2 separate regions of the Homo sapiens genome follow, and region 2 is linked to region 1. Evidence: read pairs that join two places in POLR2A ChIA-PET (ENCODE). Cell type or tissue: CD4-positive, alpha-beta T cell. All regions are shown on one strand. Each heading gives the region's core, and the rest is flanking DNA. Links, peaks and the distances in the headings are about the cores only.

Evidence for each region. ChIA-PET counts read pairs that join two places held together with the same protein. Peaks named below come from ENCODE experiments on the same cell type or tissue, not always from the same donor. Only the 100,000 strongest peaks of a DNase experiment are listed, where the experiment ranks them.
Region 2: POLR2A ChIA-PET joins it to region 1 with 10 read pairs; 10 of 35 experiments call an interaction of 5 or more read pairs at or near these places.

Annotation. Positions count from the first base shown.
Region 1 is chr20:36,920,624-36,933,923 of GRCh38, forward strand. It overlaps SAMHD1 (SAM and HD domain containing deoxynucleoside triphosphate triphosphohydrolase 1), which reads right to left. Exons shown (of 16, transcript NM_015474.4): 5 at 10,137-10,252; 6 at 6,559-6,629. Among named protein-coding and RNA genes, the nearest start is that of SAMHD1, 24 kb to the right of the region's middle. In CD4-positive, alpha-beta T cell, for the core only: no CTCF peak of the experiment used is centred there; a DNase peak (open chromatin) is centred at 10,208; H3K4me3 peaks cover 445 bases; H3K27ac peaks cover 3,142 bases.
Region 2 is chr20:36,996,045-37,001,044 of GRCh38, forward strand. RBL1 (RB transcriptional corepressor like 1) reads right to left here. Exons shown (of 22, transcript NM_002895.5): 22 at 305-2,885. The coding sequence ends at 2,715. Among named protein-coding and RNA genes, the nearest start is that of SAMHD1, 47 kb to the left of the region's middle. RefSeq lists an enhancer at 3,926-4,853. In CD4-positive, alpha-beta T cell, for the core only: no CTCF peak of the experiment used is centred there; a DNase peak (open chromatin) is centred at 2,797; H3K27ac peaks cover 767 bases.

The sequences.
Region 1 (13,300 bases), core at 7,199-12,198:
ATGGTAGGGTGCACCTATAATCCCAGCTACTTGGGGGACTGAGGCAGGACAATCACTTGAACCCAGGAGGTGGAGGTTGCAGTGAGCCGAGATCGCCCTGCACTCCAGCCTGGGTGGGCAACAAAGTGACACTCTGTTTCAAAAGAAAAAAAAAAAAACCCACAAAAACAGAATCAGGCTGGGTGCAGTGGCTCACATTTGTAATCCTAGCATTTTTTTGAGAGGCAAAGGTGGGAGGATTGCTTGAGCCCAGGAGTTCGAGAGCAGCCTGGGCAACAAAGCAAGACCCTGTCTCTACAAAAAGATAAAAAGATTGGCTGGGTATAGTGACATGCGCCTGTGGTCCCAGCTACTTGGGAGACCAAGGTGGGAGGATTGCTTGAGCCCAGGTGGTTGAGGCTGCAGTTAGCTATGTTCATGCCTGTACTCCAGCCTGGGCAACAGAGCAAGACCTTGTCTCCAAAAAACAACAACAACAACAAACAAATTGGCCGGGCACAGTAGCTCACGCCTGTAATCCCAGCACTTTAGGAGGCGGAGGCAGGCAGATCACGAGGTCAGGAGATCAAGATCATACTGGCCAACATGGTGACACCCCATCTCTACTAAAAATATAAAAATTAGCTGGGTGTGGTGGCATGCACCTGTAGTCCCAGCTACTCAGGAGGCTGAAGCAGGAGAAACGCTTGAACTCGGGAGGCGGAGGTTGCAGTGAGCCGAGATCACGCCACTGCACTACAGGCTGGGCGACACAGCGAGACTCTGTCTCAAAAAAAAAAAAAAAAAAAACGAATTGAATCAAGATATACGTAATTACAAAGAGGAAAAATAGTAACTTTATAATGGAGAGATTTGACAGACAATGCCTTAATCAAGTAAGCAGAATTAATATCATTGGTATTGGCTCAACTAGGATTTATGTGCCTCCTGAGATGATACACTATGAAGGATGCATCACTGATTTTTTTGGAGACAGAGTCTAGCTCTGTCACCTCCTGGGCTCCCGGGCTCAAGCAATTCTCCTTCCTCAGCCTCCCAAGTAGGCACGTGCCACCACACCCAGCTAATTTTTTGTGGTTGTTTTTTTTTTTTTTCCCTCTTGTTGCCCAGGCTGGAGTGAAATGGCGTGATCTTGGCTCACTGCAACCTCCGCCTCCCAGGTTCAGGTGATTCTCCTGCCTCAGCCTCCCGAGTAGCTGGGATTACAGGTGCCCACCACCATGCCCAGATAATTTTTATATTTTTAGTAGAGACAGGGTTTCGCCATATTGGCCAGGCTGGTCTCCAACTTCTGACCTCAGGTAATCCACCCACCTTGGCCTCCCAAAGTGCTGGGATTACAGATGTGAGCCACTGCGTCCGATCTGGACACATCACTTTTGTGGCATTCTACCAAAAATGCATAGCTTGAATCCATGAGGAAACATCACACTGAAACTCAAATTGAGGAACATTCCACAAAATAGCTCAGTTGCTCTTTAAAAAAATGACAAAGTCACTAACGATAAAGACTGAAGAATTGCTCCAGATCAAAAGAAACTAGAAAAATGGCAACTAAATGCAATGTGTAATTCTGGACCAGGGAAAAAAAGTTTTTTTCCCCTTTTTCTATATGGACAATTGGTAAAATTTGAAAGTCTGAATTAGATAAGAGTACTGCATCAACATTAATTTACTGATTTTGATAATTATACTATGGTTATATAAGAAAATGTTGTTTTTAGGAAATACCCACTGAAGTATTTAGAAATAAAGTATTTCAACAATTTACATTCTTTGAGAGACAGGGCTCTTGCTCTATCACCCAGGCTGGAGCTCAGTGGCATATTCATAGCTCAGTGTATCCCTGAACTCCTGGATTCAAGTAATCCTCCCGTTCTCAGTAGCTAGGACCACAGGTGTGCACCACAATGACCAGCTGATGTTTTCATAATTTTGTAGAGACAGTTTCACTATGTTGCCCAGGCTGGTGTTGAACTCCTGGGCTCAAAGCTATCCTCCTGCCTTAGCCTCCCAAACTGTTGGGATTACAGGTGTAAGCCACTGTGTCCAGTCTAAAAACTAACTTTCTTTTTTTGAGACAAGTTCTCACTCTGTTACCTACGTTGGAGTGCAGTAGCACGATCACAGCTCATTGCAGCCTCGACCTCCCAGGCTCAAGCAATCCTGCCACCCCACCATGCCTGGCTAATTTTTAAATTTTTTTGTAGAGACGGGGTTTCACCATGTTGTCCAGGCTGGTCTTGAACTCCTGGGCTCAAGCGATCTGCCCACCTTGGCCTCCCAAAATGTTGATATTACAACCATGAGCCACTGTGCCTGGTCAAAACTTACTTTCTAATGATTCAGAAAAAAAATATCTATATATAAAGAGAGAGTATTTTATTTATTTTTTGACACAGTGTCTCACTCTGTCACCCAGGCTGGAGTGCAGTGGCGTGATTTCAGCTCACTGCAAGCTCCGCCTCCTGGGTTCACGCCATTCTCCTGCCTCAGCCTCCTGAGTAGCTGGGACTACAGGTGCCTGCCACCACACCCAGCCAATTTTTTTGTATTTTTAGTAGAGACGGGATTTCACCGTTAGCCAGGATGGTCTCAATCTTCTGACCTTGTGATCCGCCCACCTTGGCCTCCCAAAGTGCTCAGATTACAGGCGCGAGCCACCACGCCTGGCCAAGAGAGAGTATTTTAAAAAATAAAAATGAGGTGGATCACTTGACCCTGGGAGGCAGAGGTTGCAGTGAGCTTAGATGACATCACTGAGCTCCTGCCCGGGTGACAGGGCAAGACCCTCTCTCAAAAACAATAAAATAAAAATAAATAAATAAATAAATAAAGTAAGGGATTTTCAAAATAGTAGTTTTAAATATATCAATGCCAACTGTGAATATACTAGCAAACAGAAAAAATTAAGTTTCATAAAGCTAGCACAGACCATAATAACAACTAAAATTATAAGGAACTTAGGAGTAAGTATAACAAAGATGTATGACTTTCATGGCAAGCCTAGGCAACATAGTAAGACTCCATCTCTACAAATAAATACCCAGGTGTGACGGTGCAGGCCTGTGGCCCCAGCTACTTGGGAGGCTGAGATGGAAGGATCGCTTGAGTCTGGAGGTCAAGACCAGCCTGGGCAACATAGTAAGACTCTGTTCTCCACAGAAAGGAAAAAATAAAAACATAAATCTTATTATAAAGTATGTCAACCTAAAAGGAAGGAGCTGAGAAATATTTAATATAGAGAGTTTATTTGGGCCAAGGTTGAGGACACATTTACAAATTGCCTTGGGGAATGCTTGGGGAGAACAAAAGAGGCTCAAGTTTTTAAACAAAAAAGGACTGGCCAGGTGTGGTGGCTTAGGCCTGTAATCTCAGCACTTTAGGAGGCCAAGCGGGGCAGATAGCTTGAGCTCGGGAGTTGAGACCAGTCTGGGTAACAAAGTGAGGCCCACTCCCTCTACAAAAAATATAAAAAATTAGCTGGGCATGGTAGTGTGTGCCTGTAGTCCCAGCTACTCTGGAGGATGAAGTGGGAGAATTGCTTGAGCCTTGGAAGTCGAGGTTGCAGTAAGCCATGTTTGCACCACTGCACTCCACCCTGGGTGACAAAGCAAGATCCTGTTGAGGGGAGGGGAGGGGAAAGGAGGGAAGGGGGAAGGGGAAAGAAAAGGAAGGGAAAGAAGGGAAGGAAGGGAAAGAAAGGAAGGAAAGGAAGGAAGGAAGGGAAAAAGAGAAAGAATGAGAAAGAAAGAAAGTGAGAAAGAGAAAAAGAGAGACAGAGACAGAAGGGAGAGAAAAGAAAAAAAAAGAAAAGAGCATAAATCAGGAGGAGGAGGTGATCACAAAGAGGAGGTGATAACAAAAGTTGTTAGTCAGGAATGTTCACTGGCTTACAGAAATAACATTAGTTAGTGATTGGCTACATATTATGAAGTACAGGATATATGGCATTTTATGGTTACCTGGCATCCCACATAACAGCTGGCTTCAAGAGATAATAATTATTTAGCTCAAGGGGGCGTGACATGATTGCTGTTCTATTTCAATGCCTCTCTGGGCCTGATAATGTAAAGGGGCTCATATTTCTCAGATAAAAATTTCTTTTCTTCTTTTTTTTTCTTCCCCAAGTAACAAGTGTGGAAACAGAACAGAATGCAGAATGATTCATCATATATGGGAAGTTAATAAATGTTGGGGTTGGTATTACAGTCAGTGGGGATAGGATGAACTATTAAAAAATTAGATTTCTCGGCCGGGCACGGTGGCTCACGTCTGTAATCCCAGCGCTTTGGGAGGCCGATGTGGGTGGATCATGAGATCAGGAGTTCGAGACCAGCCTAACCAACATGGTGAAAGCCATCTCTACTAAAAATACAAAAGTCAGCCAGGTGTGGTAGCACATGCCTGTAATCCCAGCTATTCAGGAGGCTGAGGCAGGAGACTCGCTTGAACCCAGGAGGTGGAGGTTGCAGTGAGCCAAGATCGCACCACTGCACTCCAGCCTGGGCAACAGAGTGAGACTCCATCTCAAAAAAAAAAAAAAAGAAAAAAAAAGATTTCTCCCATATACTTACACAAAAATAAATTGTACACGAGCTAAGGATTTAAATGTGAAAGGCAAAATGCTTAAAGGAATAGATTTGGTAATGATTGAGAAGATCCTATTAGATCAACTGCAGAAGAAAACAACTATAAGCTCTGGACAACTCCCTGAAGGTCCTGGAGAGAGACCAAAACCAAGTGGATGTTAGACCTCAATACTTAGAAGGGAGAGGTGCTGGGTGACATTCCGGTTTTATGGTTTTTTGCCTAAGGGCAGGCCCCAGGACAGAAAAACTGGTGAGAAACTACCCATTTTACTGGCTTGCAGAACCAGAGTACTTCATCAAAATTGAAAACGTCTGTTTTTCAAAAGGCACCATGAAAAAATGAATTGGCCAAGCCAGACACTGGGGAAAAATATTCACAATACATATACCTAACCATATATATACATAAAGAATTCCTACAACTCAGTAATCAAAGAGCAAGCAATCAAACTTTTTAAACGAGTAAAATGTTGAGAGTTCTTTGCAGAAGAAGATATATCAATAACAAAGTACAAAGTACAGGAAATAGTATTCAACATACATTAGAAAATCAAACCATGAAATACCATTTGACACTCATTAGAAGGGCTAATTTGAAAGGTCAAATGTTGATGAGGCTGTAAAACAACTGGAACTCCAGTATGTTGCTGATGGGAGTGTAAAATGGTACAACCGCATTGGAAAACTCTGGTAGTTTCTTATAGAATTAAATACATATCTACCATATGACCCAGCAATTCTAGCTCCTCGGTATTTACCTAAGTGAAATGAAAATGTATTTCTTTATTTTATCTATTTTTATTTTTATAAAATAATGTATTTCTGCTGAATGTATTTCTTGTTTTAAAAATGTAATTAACTTTCCACACTACAACAACATAGAAAATGTATTTCTACCAAAATCTTGTACGATAATATGCACGACAACCTTATTTATAACAACCAAAACCTGAAAACAATCCAAATTCCAACAAAACAAGAAAGGGTAAACAAATTGTGACTTATTTGCATAATGCCACACTACGTAGGCGATAAAAAAAAGGATCAACTACTGAGGCACATAACATGAACAAATCTCAAAACCATTATGTTGAGTAAATAAAGCAAGGCATAAAATAGGACCTCCTATATGATTCTGCTTAATCAAGTCTAAGAACAACAAAATTCATTTATGTTTGTAAAAATCAGAAGGTGATGGTGGGGTGAGGGGGAGTGAGAATTGACTAGGAAAAAGCACATGGGAATTTTTCAGGAAGATGAAAATGTTCTATATCCTGACTGGGTAATAGTCATATGGATGTATACGCCTGTCAAAACTCACTGAACTTAAGATCTGGACAACTTATTGTATGTGAACTATACCTCAAAAAAAGAGAGAGAGAAAAAAAAAGTGGTTGACATGTAAGAAGTTTTCAATATATATTAATATCCTTTTTCTATTCCCGTTCCAGAAATACAGTGTAGTAAAAACCAACCTAATTTTACTTCTCAAAAATTGATTCCAAAATATGGGACAGCCACCTGCAAATGCCTAATTTTAAAATGATTCATTTAATATATATGACTTGGCTGGTAAGTTAGTTCGTGGTCATACCAAATGTGTCAAAACTGGAGTTGGCCTTTTATTATACAGTAGTACAATGGAGCAGAAGGAGTATTAAACTGGCAACTGGTTTTGTATTGCTGATTCCAGTATTTAACGGCTTTGTGATTTTTGATGCATCAATACACATCCAAGAGTTTCAAGTTCCTTTATTTGTAAAAAGGGAGATAACGATAACTTCCTTACAGACTACTGTGAGAACCAAACAAAAGCATATATATATATATGTGAATGAAAGCACCCTGGACACTGTAATGGGGAAGTATTTTATAACACAGTAGTGGAACCAAACAGATAAATTAACTAAATAACCTGCTTAAATAGTCTTTCTTTTTATTGACTATTGACTGTATGAATACATACCGTCCATTTCACCTCCGGGCGAGCAAGTGGAATAAATCGTCCATCAAACATGTGAGAAAATGGCCCATGACCTTAAAAACAAAAGCAGCCTTAGAACAAGAAAAACATCTGTAAACCAACAAAAACTTTTTCCTTTTTTTTTTTTTTTTTTTTGAGACGGAGTTTCGCTCTTGTTGCCCAGGCTGGAGTGTAGTGGTACAATCTTGGCTCAACACAATCTCCGCCCCCTGGGTTCAAGCGATTCTCCTGCCTCAGGCTACCGAGTAGCTGGGATTACAGGCGTGTGCAACCACATCCAGCTAATTTTGTATTTTTAGTAGAGATGGAGTTTCTCTACGTTGGTCAGGCTGGTCTCGAACTCCCGACCTCAGGTGATCCGCCCGTCTCAGCCTCCCAAAGTGCTGGGATTACAGGCGTGAGCCACCACACTCAGCCAAACTGAATTCTTTAATCTTTTTAGTTTAACTTGAATAGCAAAAGAAATTAATAATCTAAAAATACAATCACAAAAAGGGACAAACCCTTTCTTCCTATTTCTAAAACAGGAGAACAGGAAGCAGAAACATGGAAAAGTAAGCTCTCCATCGAGCAGTCTCCAGTCACCAGGTTTTACATAAATCTGATAAAAGGGCAGTTTTTGTTGTTTTTTGAAGAGACAGAGTCTTGCTATGTTGTTCAGGCTGGAGTGCAGTGGCTATTCACAAGCATGATCATTATGCACTGCAGCCTTGGACTCCTGACCTCAAGTCATCCTCCTGCCTCAGCCACCTGAATAGCTGGGACTACAAGCATGCACCACCACACAGGGCTTGATAAATGGACAATTCTGTGTAACTAAAAAGAATGTTAATGCCAAAAACTTTTTGAAATCTTCAGATTGAAAATATCTGGATTAAAATAGCAGTTTCAAGAAAATCCACTAGGGCCAGGTGTGGTGGCTCATGCCTGTAATCCCAGCACTTTGGGAGGCTGAGGTGGGTGGATCACTTTGAGTCAGGAGTTCGAGACCAGCCCGGCCAACATGGTAAAAACCCTGTCTCTACTAAAAATACAAAAAATTAGCCGGGCTTGGTGGCGGGCACCTGTAGTCCCAGCTACTCGGGAGGCTGAGACAGGAGAATGGCGTGAACCTGGGAAGCGGAGCTTGCAGTGAGCCAAGATCACACCACTACACCCCAGCCTGGGTGACAGAGCAAGACTCCATCTCAAAAGAAAAAAAAAGGGGCTGGGCGCGGTGGCTCATGCCTGTAATCCCAGCACTTTGGGAGGCCGAGGCGGGTAGATCACGAGGTCAGGAGTTCAAGACAAGCCTGGCTAAGATGGTGAAACCCTGTTTCTACTAAAAATACAAAAATTAGGCGGGTGTGGTGGCAGGCGCCTGTAATACTACCTACTCAGGAGGCTGAGGCAGGAGAATCGCTTGAACCCGGGAGGCGGAGGTTGCAGTGAGCCGAGATTGCGCCACTGCACTCCAGCCTGGGCAACAGAGCGAGATTCTGTCTCGGGAAAAAAAAAAAAGAAAATCCACTGGGGTGCAGGAAGAAAAAATTAGAATTTCTCTTATAACTCTCAAGCTTAAAAAAATCTATCTTTGGCCGGGTGTGGTGGCTCATGCCTGTAATCTCAGCACTTTGGGAGGCTGAGGCGGGTGGATCACCTGAGGTCAGGAGTTTGAGACCAGCCTGACCAATATGGTGAAACCTCATCTCTACTAAAACTATAATAATTAGCTGGGCATGGTGGCATGTGCCTGTAGTCCCAGCTACTTGGGAGGCTGAGGCAGGAGAATGGCTTGAACCTGGGAGGTGGAGGTTGTGGTGAGCCAAGATCGTACCATTGCACTCCAGCCTGGGCAACAGAGCGAGACTCCATCTGAAAAAAAAAAAAAAAGAAGTGAGCCACTTAACTGGAGAGGGAAGTCTACCTAGACTAGCCTTGGCCCTGCTTTGCAAGTCACAGGCTACACATAAAGGCTCGCTAATGCAGTGCTCAGGCTCCTGGGGACTGGCAAAGGTTTCCCAATGATTCTCCCTCAAAATACCAAGAATCCATCAAATTTATCATCTAGGGGCTGGTATTGGTTCTTTGTAAGTCTCCGGGGGACATAAAAAGAGTGCCTACTTGCTTTAAGTATCTGGCTATCCAAACAGTGGCATGCACCTCCCTTCCCCTGCCCTGAGGGTACACACAAACTCTCAGAGTCCCTGAATAAGTAGGAATAAACTATAAGGATAGAGGTAAAAACCCCCATGATTTAAAAGGAACAGTCCCGGCCCAACGTGGTGACTTATGCCTGTATTCCCAACACTTTGGGAGGCCAAGGGAGGTGAATCACTTGAGGTCAGGAGTTCGAGACCAGTTTCAACAACATGATGAAACTGCATCTCTACTAAAAATAGAAAAAAATTAGCCAGGCGCTACTCGGGAGGCTGAGGCAGAAGAATCACTTGAACCCAGGAGGCGGAGGTTGCAGTGAGCCAAGATAGTGCCAACTGCACTCCAATCTGTGTGACAGAGCAAGACTCCATCTCAAAAATAAAAAAATAAATGGGACAGTCCCCTTTCTCTTTGTCACAGGAAAAGGATTATATTCTTTTGCTTGGATTAAAGTGGCCTAAGACCTCACATGGATCAGAAAAGACAAGGAGTTCTCTAAATGTGTTAATCCACTTGGGCAGATTAGAGATTATAAATATGAAAAAAAATGGATTTCACCAAATAACCGAAGGAAAAATGGTGATTTTATTTGATAAGAAGGACAAGGCCAGGCGCGGTGGCTTACACCTGTAATCCCAGCTCTCAGGGAGGAGAGGCGGGAGGATAGCTTGAGCCTAGGAGTTCGAGACCTGCCTGGGCAATATAGCGAGATCCTGTTCTCCACAAAAAGGAAGAAAAAAAAAGACCAAAAAAAAAAAAAAAAATAAGCATAAGAAGGATAAAAGAAAAATAAAATTCACATATCATCCTAAAAGCAGTAGTAAGAAAAACTCACTAGCAAAAAGCCCTTTCATATAACCTGTAGTAAACATGATGGCCGGGCACGGTGGCTCATGCCTGTAATCCCAGCACTTTGGGAGGCTGAGGCTGGTGGATCACCTGAGGTCAGGAGTTCGAGACCAGCCTGGCCAACATGGTGAAACCCCGTCTCTGCTAAAAATACAAAAATTAGCTGGATATGGTGGTGCATGCCTGTAATCCCAGCTACTCGGGAGGCTGAGGCACGAGAATTGCTTGAAACCAGGAAGCGGAGGTTGCAGTGAACCGATAATGAGCCACTCACTCCAGCGTGGGCAACAGAGCAAAACTCTGTCTCAAAAAAAAAACAACAACAAAAAAACCACTTTAGCAAAGATGTTTAACATGAGAAATTCACTGAAAGTTGCCAAGAAAATAAAATAGCAATGTTTTCTACTTATGAATCATTCTAGGAAGAAGCAACAGTACATTTATACTAACATCAACTGAAGAATTAAAATACAATTTCCATATTCTCTTGGTTGATCTGATTTTTTAACGTCAAAGAGAGGTAACATATGTTATGATTTTACATAACAACTTTGTCTCTTTGTACAGCTTACCGAGATCATGACAAAGTCCAGCAATCTGAACACAGAGAACATCTCGTTCACTTATCTGCAGCTCTGGTTGTTTTTCACCCAGTGCGTGAACTAGACATCCTGCTAGATACCCCACCCTGCAGAGCAAAAACACAAAAAGTCACTTTTCTGTTTGCAAGAGGAGTGATAGTTCTGGTCCTCAAGAACTTCAGTATGTTTCCTTAAACATTCTAACATACCTTTAGGGCAACTTTACTGAACAGTATATTTCAGAACTAGGCAGGAACACACACAAACGGAATCCCAAAAGCAGGACCTCTGGCTCAATATCACCAATCATTAGAGGAATGCACATCAAAACCACAGTGAGATACCACTTCACACCCCTTAGGATAGCTACTATTAAAAAAAGAAAACCAGAAAATAACAAGTGTTGGACATGATGTGAAGAAGTTGGAAGCCTGTGCACTGTTAGTGGGGATGTATTATGGTGTAGCTGCCATGGAAAACAGTATGGGTGCTCCACAAAAATTAAAAACGGAATTACCACAGTGATTTAGCAATTTCACTTCTGGGTATACACCCACAATAACGAAAGTAGGTCTTGAAAAGATTGGCTGGGCTCAGGGGCTCACGCCTGTAATCCCAGCACTTTGGGAGGCTGAGGCGGGCAGATCACTTGAGGTCAGGGGTTCGAGACCAGCCTGGCCAACATGTTGAAGCCCCATCTCTACTAAAAAATACAAAAATTAGCTCAGCATGGTGGCAGGTACCTGTAATCCCAGCTATTTGGGAGGCTGAGGCAGGAGAATTGCTTGAACCCAAGAGGTACAGGTTGCAGTGAGCCGAGATCTTGCCATTGCACTCCAGCCTGGGCAACAGAGCAAGATTCCGTCCCCACCACCCTCCCCCCAAAAAAAGAAAGAGAATATATTTGTACAGACATGTTCATAGCAGCACTACTCAAAATAGCCAAGAGGTAAAAGCAACAGGTATCCATCAACAAATGAATGTATAAACAAAATGTGGTAGATACATATGATAAAATATTATTCAACCTTAAAAAGGAAATAAAAAATAATTTAAAAATAAAAAATAAAAAATAAAAAAGGAAAGAAATACTGACACATGCTACAACATAGATGAACTTTGAGGAAATTATGCTAAGTGAAATAAGCCAGTGACAAAAAGACAAATATTATATGATTTCACTAAGATGAGGTACCTAGAGTAGCCAAATTCATAAACAAAAAAAAGAGGGCCGGGTGCGGTGGCTTATGCCTGTAATCCCAGCACTTTGGGAGGCTGAGGTGGGCAGATCACCTGAGGTCGGGAGTTCAAGAACAGCCTGGCCAATGTGGTGAAACTCCATCTCTACTAAAAATACAAAATTAGCTGGGCGTGGTGGCAGGTGCCAGCTACTTGGAAGGCTGTAATCCCAGCTACTTGGAAGGCTGAGGCAGCTACTTGGAAGGCTGCTTGGAAGGCTGTAATCCCAGCTACTTGGAAGGCTGAGGCAGGAGAATCACTTGAACCGAGGAGGCGGAGGTTGTGGTGAGCCGAGATTGCGCCATTGCACTCCAGCCTGGGCAACAAGAGCGAAACTCCGTCTCCAAAAAAAAAAAAAAAAAAAAAGTAGAATGGTAGTTACTAGGGGGTTGCGGGGGGTTGCGGGGGGAGACATGAAGAGTTGTTTAATACGTATACAGTTTCGTGTTTTTTTTTTTTTTTTTTTGAGATGGAGTCTCGCTGTGTTGCCCAGGCTGGAGTGCACTGGCCTGATCTCAGCTCACTGCAACCTCAGGAGTAGCTGGGATTACAGGTACACTCCACCATGCCCGGCTGGTTTTGTATTTTTAGTAGAGACGGGGTTTCGCCATGTTGCCCAGGCTGATCTTGAACTCCTGACCTCAGGTGATCCACTGGCCTCAGCCTCCCAAAGTGCTGGGATTCCAGGTGTGAGCCACTGCACCCGGCAAGTTTGGTTTTGTAAGATGATAAGAGTTTTGGCAAGTTTGGTTTTGTAAGATGATAAGAGTTTTGGCAAGTTTGGTTTTGTAAGATGATAAGAGTTTTGGCAATCGATTGGTTGCACAATGTGAATGCATTTAACCCTACTAAACTGTACACTTAAAAAACACTTAAGACTATGTATTTTCTATTCTGTGTATTTTACCACAGTTTTTTTTTAAAGTAGGAATATCTGGCTTTGTAATGTTTACAACATAATTGGAGATGAAGTACTTAAATGCACTTCCAGCACTTCCATCTGAGCCATTCCTAAATTCTTTTCCCCTGAACTCTGAGCTACATGAGGACAGAGGCGATTGTTATCTTTTTGTGGTTTGGTAGGGCTTAGTAAGGTTCGATAAATATTTGTTGATGAATGAACATTTGAGTATAGACACATGTTGTGCCTAACTAAAAATGCTTCTACACAAACAGAAAACCAAAGTAATATACTGTGAGTACTTCATGAAAATCTCAAAGACTGTCTATTCTTCCCTGTCCACTTCCTCCTGGCTCTACACTGCATAATGGAAATGCAGACCAACGTCTCAGCTTAGTTGTATGTAACAGAGGCATCGCCTTCTCTAAGATTATGAATGCTTTTTTAACTTACGCATTTCCTGACAGGTAAGAAAATGATCTGGTTTGAAAGAGCAACTCTGTACCAGAGTAAATAGAGAATACAGAAAAATTAAATAATCAAATATACATAATTAGTTGTATCAGCAACCGACCCATTAGCTTTTATTTATTTATTTATTTATTTTGAGACTGATTCTCACTCTGTCACCCAGGCTGGAGTGCAATGGTGCTATCTCAGTTCACTGCAACCTTGGCCTCCCGGGTTCAAGCTATTCTCCTGCCTCAGCCTCCCAAGTAGCTGCAGCGTGCGCCACCACGCCTTGCTAATTTTTGTATTTTTACTAGAGACGGGGTTTCACCATGTTGCTCAGGCTGGTCTCGAACTCATGATCTCAAGTGATCCGCCTGCCCCGGCCTCCCAAAGTGCTGAGATTGGCCGGGCACGGTGGCTCATGCCTGTAATCTCAGCATTTTGAGAGGCCGAGGCGGGCGGATCACGAGGTCAAGAAATCAAGACCACCCTGGCCAACGTGGTGAAACCCTGTCTCTACTAAAAAATACAAAAATTAGCCAGGCGTGGTGGTGGGCACCTG
Region 2 (5,000 bases), core at 1-5,000, 68 kb after region 1:
AAATTTAAGGTGAAATCTACATAACACAAAATTAACCATTTTTAAATGTCCAATACAGTGGCATTTAGTAAATTCACAATGTTATGCAACTACACCACCTCTATCAAGTTCCAAAATAGTTTCATCACTCCCCCCCCAAAAAACTCTGTATCCATTAAGCAGTTATTTTTCATTTTCCCCCTAGACCCTGGAAACCACAGGAACATTAACTTTTAAGTTATTCTAAGGAATTTTAGAGACATAGATATTAAAACAGACAGATTTCAGATGGCTGTGCAACTGCTTCCAGTCATACAGAAAAGAGTTTTTTTTCAATAATCTCAATTCCAATTTTTATTAGCCATTCTATGTACATTGATACCAAGTCCTGAAAACTGATAAAAACATGTCCAGAATTTCTTTTTTTCCTTTTCTGAGAAAGGGTCTTGCCCTCTCACCTAGGATGGAGTGTAGTGGTGCAATCACAGCTCACTGCAGCCTCAGAATCTCCCAGTCTCAAGTGATCCTCTCATGTCAGTCTCCTGAGTAGCTGGGACTACAGGCACATGCCATCACACCCAACTAATTTTTTTATTTTTTGTAGAGATGAGGGCTATGTTGCCCAGGTTAGTCTTGAACTCCTGGACTGAAGCAATCCTCCTGCCTCAGCCTCCCAAAGTGTTGGGATTATAGGCATGAGCCACAGGACCTGGCCCATGGTTTCTTATACAGTCAATGTACAAATGCTCATTTATATTTTGCACAATAATGAAGATAAAAATAACAATTATAGCAACATACAAATATGTACAAAGATTCCAGACAGACTTTGTTTTTTGGCTTATAACAATGTGTAGATACTACACAAAGAATGAGGATGTAATTTTCATTTACAAGCAAAATGTGACCAAAATCCCTTTTCTTCTTAAAATTGAAAAATGAAATTCTTGAGAATACTAATTAGTGACGGCCAAATCTTAGACTATTTTAAATTAGCCATGGTTAAACATAGGTGAGTTAAACATTGTGCCTTTCCAAAATTAAGGTTTGCAGTTAGAAACATAAACATTTGATAAAACTTCTCAAAATTAATTATGAGTGGCTTATTCATGTCCTTTGGATTCCAGACACACACTAGAAAAAGTAAACGTTAAAGAGGTGATATTTTGGAAAGCATCCCTAGTACTGAAAAGCATCCCTAGCACTGAAAAAAGCATCCCTAGTACTGAAAAGCATCCCTAACACTGAAAAAAGCATCCCTAGTACTGAAAAACATCTTCAGGAGTACTCAGTACTCCCTAGTACATCCCTAGTACTGAAAAAAGCATCCCTAATACTGAAAAGCATCCCTAGTACTAAAAAACATCTTCAGGAGTACCCAGTGGTCAAACACTAGCAGGAAACTCATGATGCACTAACAATACTGAGAACAAAGTGTGGGAAGTAATAAGCAGCTATTTTACTGATGTATTAAATATATTAGAATTATGAGGCATGAGATGATATTTATGTGATTTTTAAAAGGTTTAAAATATTCTTAGGGACTCAATTAGATATTGAGAATGACTGATAACTATGATCTCAAAAACAGTATATCACACATAATCATGGTGTTACCTTACTAATAGGAATTTAGTTTTTAATAACTAACTGAATTTTATTTTACTGGCTTCAGAAGCAGCTGCCTATTTTGAGAACTACATGAGTTAATACGATCATATATAATTAAGTTAATGTCACAGAAACCAAAATGATAATAGTTTACAAAAGAAGAAAGTGCCCCATTTATTGGGTTGTGACATCAGGCTGAGATGGCTTAGGGCTGGAAAGCAAGGATGAGTGTAGCACTGGGGCTCAGGTACAAATCTGTTTATAAAGCTCAAGGAGAGAAAAGGCACGAGAAGGGGTGAGACAACTCTGAATGGCGGTGGTACCTGGATGTGGAATTACCACAGTGGGCCAGAGACAGGATGGTATATAACCCTCTGGCCAGGTACTATGGGAACCAACCCCTTCCTTCAATATTAAATTAAGAATACAAATATCTCAAAGCATGCTATCAAAAGTAGATTATTTATCCTCATATTACAGAACACAGAAGGAGACATTTATTTTTAAAAGAGAGCTAAAAAGTTATGGGGTTTCTCCTTATTTCATCTTGAAAACTCAAGGAGCAAACATTAAAAAAAATTCCCTATTTATATATATATATATATTTTTTGAGATGGAGTTTTACTCTTGTTGCCCAGGCTGGAGTGCAGTGGCGCAACCTTGGCTCACCACAACCTCCGCTTCCTGGGTTCAAGCAATTCTGCCTCAGCCTCCCAAGTAGCTGGGATTACAGGCATGCGCCACCACACCCGGCTAATTTTGTATTTTTAGTAGAGATGGGGTTTCTCCATGTTGGTCAGGCTGGTCTCGAACTCCTGACCTCCGGTGATCTGCCCGCCTTGGCCTCCCAAAGTCCTGGGATTACAGGCGTGAGCCACAGCGCCTGGCCGGACTATTAGTATTTTTAAAAGGCACTTAAAATATTCCTTTCCAATCCAACTCAAAATACATCTCTGTCAACTACATTTTGGATAAATATTTTAAAAAGCACATAATTTTTGTGCAATTTTTTCTTATAACCCAGTGATATTTATCATCTATAGGGCTAAAAGGTTTGAAGGACAGAGCTCCAACTTTCTGCAGAACAATCTGAAAGTGCTTTTATCATAGAAACAAGAACAACATTAATGATTTGCTCTTTCACTGACAACATCCTGTAGTCGTTTCAGTAAAACGTCATCATTTTCTTGACAGACGCGTTTGGCAGGGGATTCTGCATCACTATCGATGGCTATTACTCGCTTCTTGGTTCTCTGCTCACCTTGCCTTATCATGTTGTTGATATCTTTCAAACTCTGTGCAGAAATAGAGAACGTGTGTGAGTAAAAGAGGGAGAGGGGAAATGGCAGCAAACAACCAAGCTAATTGTTTTTTCCTGTGCTCTATCCTCTATCCAAATCTTAACACTGGGATAAGGACTCTTTTTAAAACTTAGAACAACCTAATAAGGGATGGCTTGAACTAATCTTTTCAGGTGGTTTAAAAATTAGATTTAAGGCCAGGTGTGGTGGCCTGTAATACCAGCACTTTGGGAGGCCAAGATGGTTCAATCACTTGAGCCCAGGAGTTTCAGACCAGCCTGGGCAACATGGCAAACCTGGTCTCTACAAAAAATACAAAAATTAGCCAGGTGTGGTGGCTTGTGCCTGTAGTCTCAGCTACTCGGGAGGTTAAGGAGCATCACCTGAGCCTGGGGAGGTTGAAGCTGCAGTGAGCAGTGATCATGCCTGGGAAACAGAGTGAGACCTTGTCTCAAAAACCAAACCAAGAATAGAAAAATAAGCTTCCCGTCTCCCTCCTCTCCCTCTCCCTCCTCTCCCTCCCTCCTCTCCCTCTCCCTCCTCTCCCTCTCCCTCTCCCCACGGTCTCCCTCTCCCTCTCTTTCCACGGTCTCCCCCTGATGCCGAGCCAAAGCTGGACTGTACTGCTGCCATCTCGGCTCACTGCAACCTCCCTGCCTGATTCTCCTGCCTCAGCCTGCCGAGTGCCTGCGATTGCAGGCACGCGCCGCCACGCCTGACTGGTTTTCGTATTTTTTTGGTGGAGATGGGGTTTCGCTGTGTTGGCCGGGCCGGTCTCCAGCTCCTAACCGCGAGTGATCCGCCAGCCTCGGCCTCCCGAGGTGCCGGGATGGCAGACGGAGTCGCGTTTACTCAGTGCTCAATGGTGCCCAGGCTGGAGTGCAGTGGCGTGATCTCGGCTCGCTACAACCTCCACTTCCCAGCTGCCTGCCTTGGCCCCGCAAAGTGCCGAGATTGCAGACTCTGCCCGGCCGCCACCCCGTCTGGGAAGTGAGGAGCGTCTCTGCCTGGCCGCCCATCGTCTGGGATGTGAGGAGCCTCTCTGCCTGGCTGCCCAGTCTGGAAAGTGAGGAGTGTCTCTGCCCGGCCGCCATCCCATCTAGGAAGTGAGGAGCGTCTCTGCCAGGCCGCCCATCTTCTGCAATGTGGGGAGCGCCTCTGCCCTGCTGCCCCGTCTGGGATGTGAGGAGCGTCTCTGCCCGGCCGCCCCGTCTGAGAAGTGAGGAGACCCTCTGCCTGGCAACCGCCCCGTCTGAGAAGTGAGGAGCCCCTCCGCCCAGCAGCCACACCCTCTGAGAAGTGAGGAGCCCCTCCGCCCGGCAGCCACTCCGTCTGGGAAGTGAGGAGCGTCTTCGCCTGGCAGCCACCCCGTCTGGGAGGGAGGTGGGGGTCAGCCCCCCACCCGGCCAGCCGCCCCGTCCAGAAGGGAGGTGGGGGGGTTAGCCCCCCGCCCGGCCAGCCGCCCCATCCAGGAGGGAGGTGGGGGGGTCATCCCTCTGCCCAGCCAGCTGCCCGTCCGGGAGGGAGGTGGGGGGGGTCAGCCCCCCCGCCCGGCCAGCCGCCCCGTCCGGGAGGTGAGGGGCGCCTCTGCCCGGCCGCCCCTACTGGGAAGTGAGGAGCCCCTCTGCCCGGCCAGCCGCCCCGTCCAGGAAGGATGTGGGGGGGTCAGCCCCGGGCCCGGCCAGCCGCCACATCCGGGAGGTGAGGGGCGCCTCTGCCCGGCCGCCCCTACTGGGAAGAGAGGAGCCCCTCTGCCCGGCCAGCCGCCCCGTCCGGGAGGGAGGCGGGGAGGTCAGCCCCCCGCCCGGCCAGCCGCCCCGTCCAGGAGGGAGGCGGGGGGGTCAGCCCCCCGCCCGGCCAGCCGCCCCGTCCGGGAGGTGAGGGGCGCCTCTGCCTGGCCGCCCCTACTGGGACGTGAGGAGCCCCTCTGCCCGGCCAGCCGCCCCGTCCAGGAGGGAGGTGGGGGGGTCAGCCCCCCGCCCGGCCAGCCGCCCCATCCGGGAGGTGAGGGGCGCCTCTGCCCGGCCGCCCCTACTGGGAAGAGAGGAGCCCCTCTGCCTGGCCAGCCGCCCCATCCGGGAGGGAGGTGGGGGGGGTCAGCCCCCCACC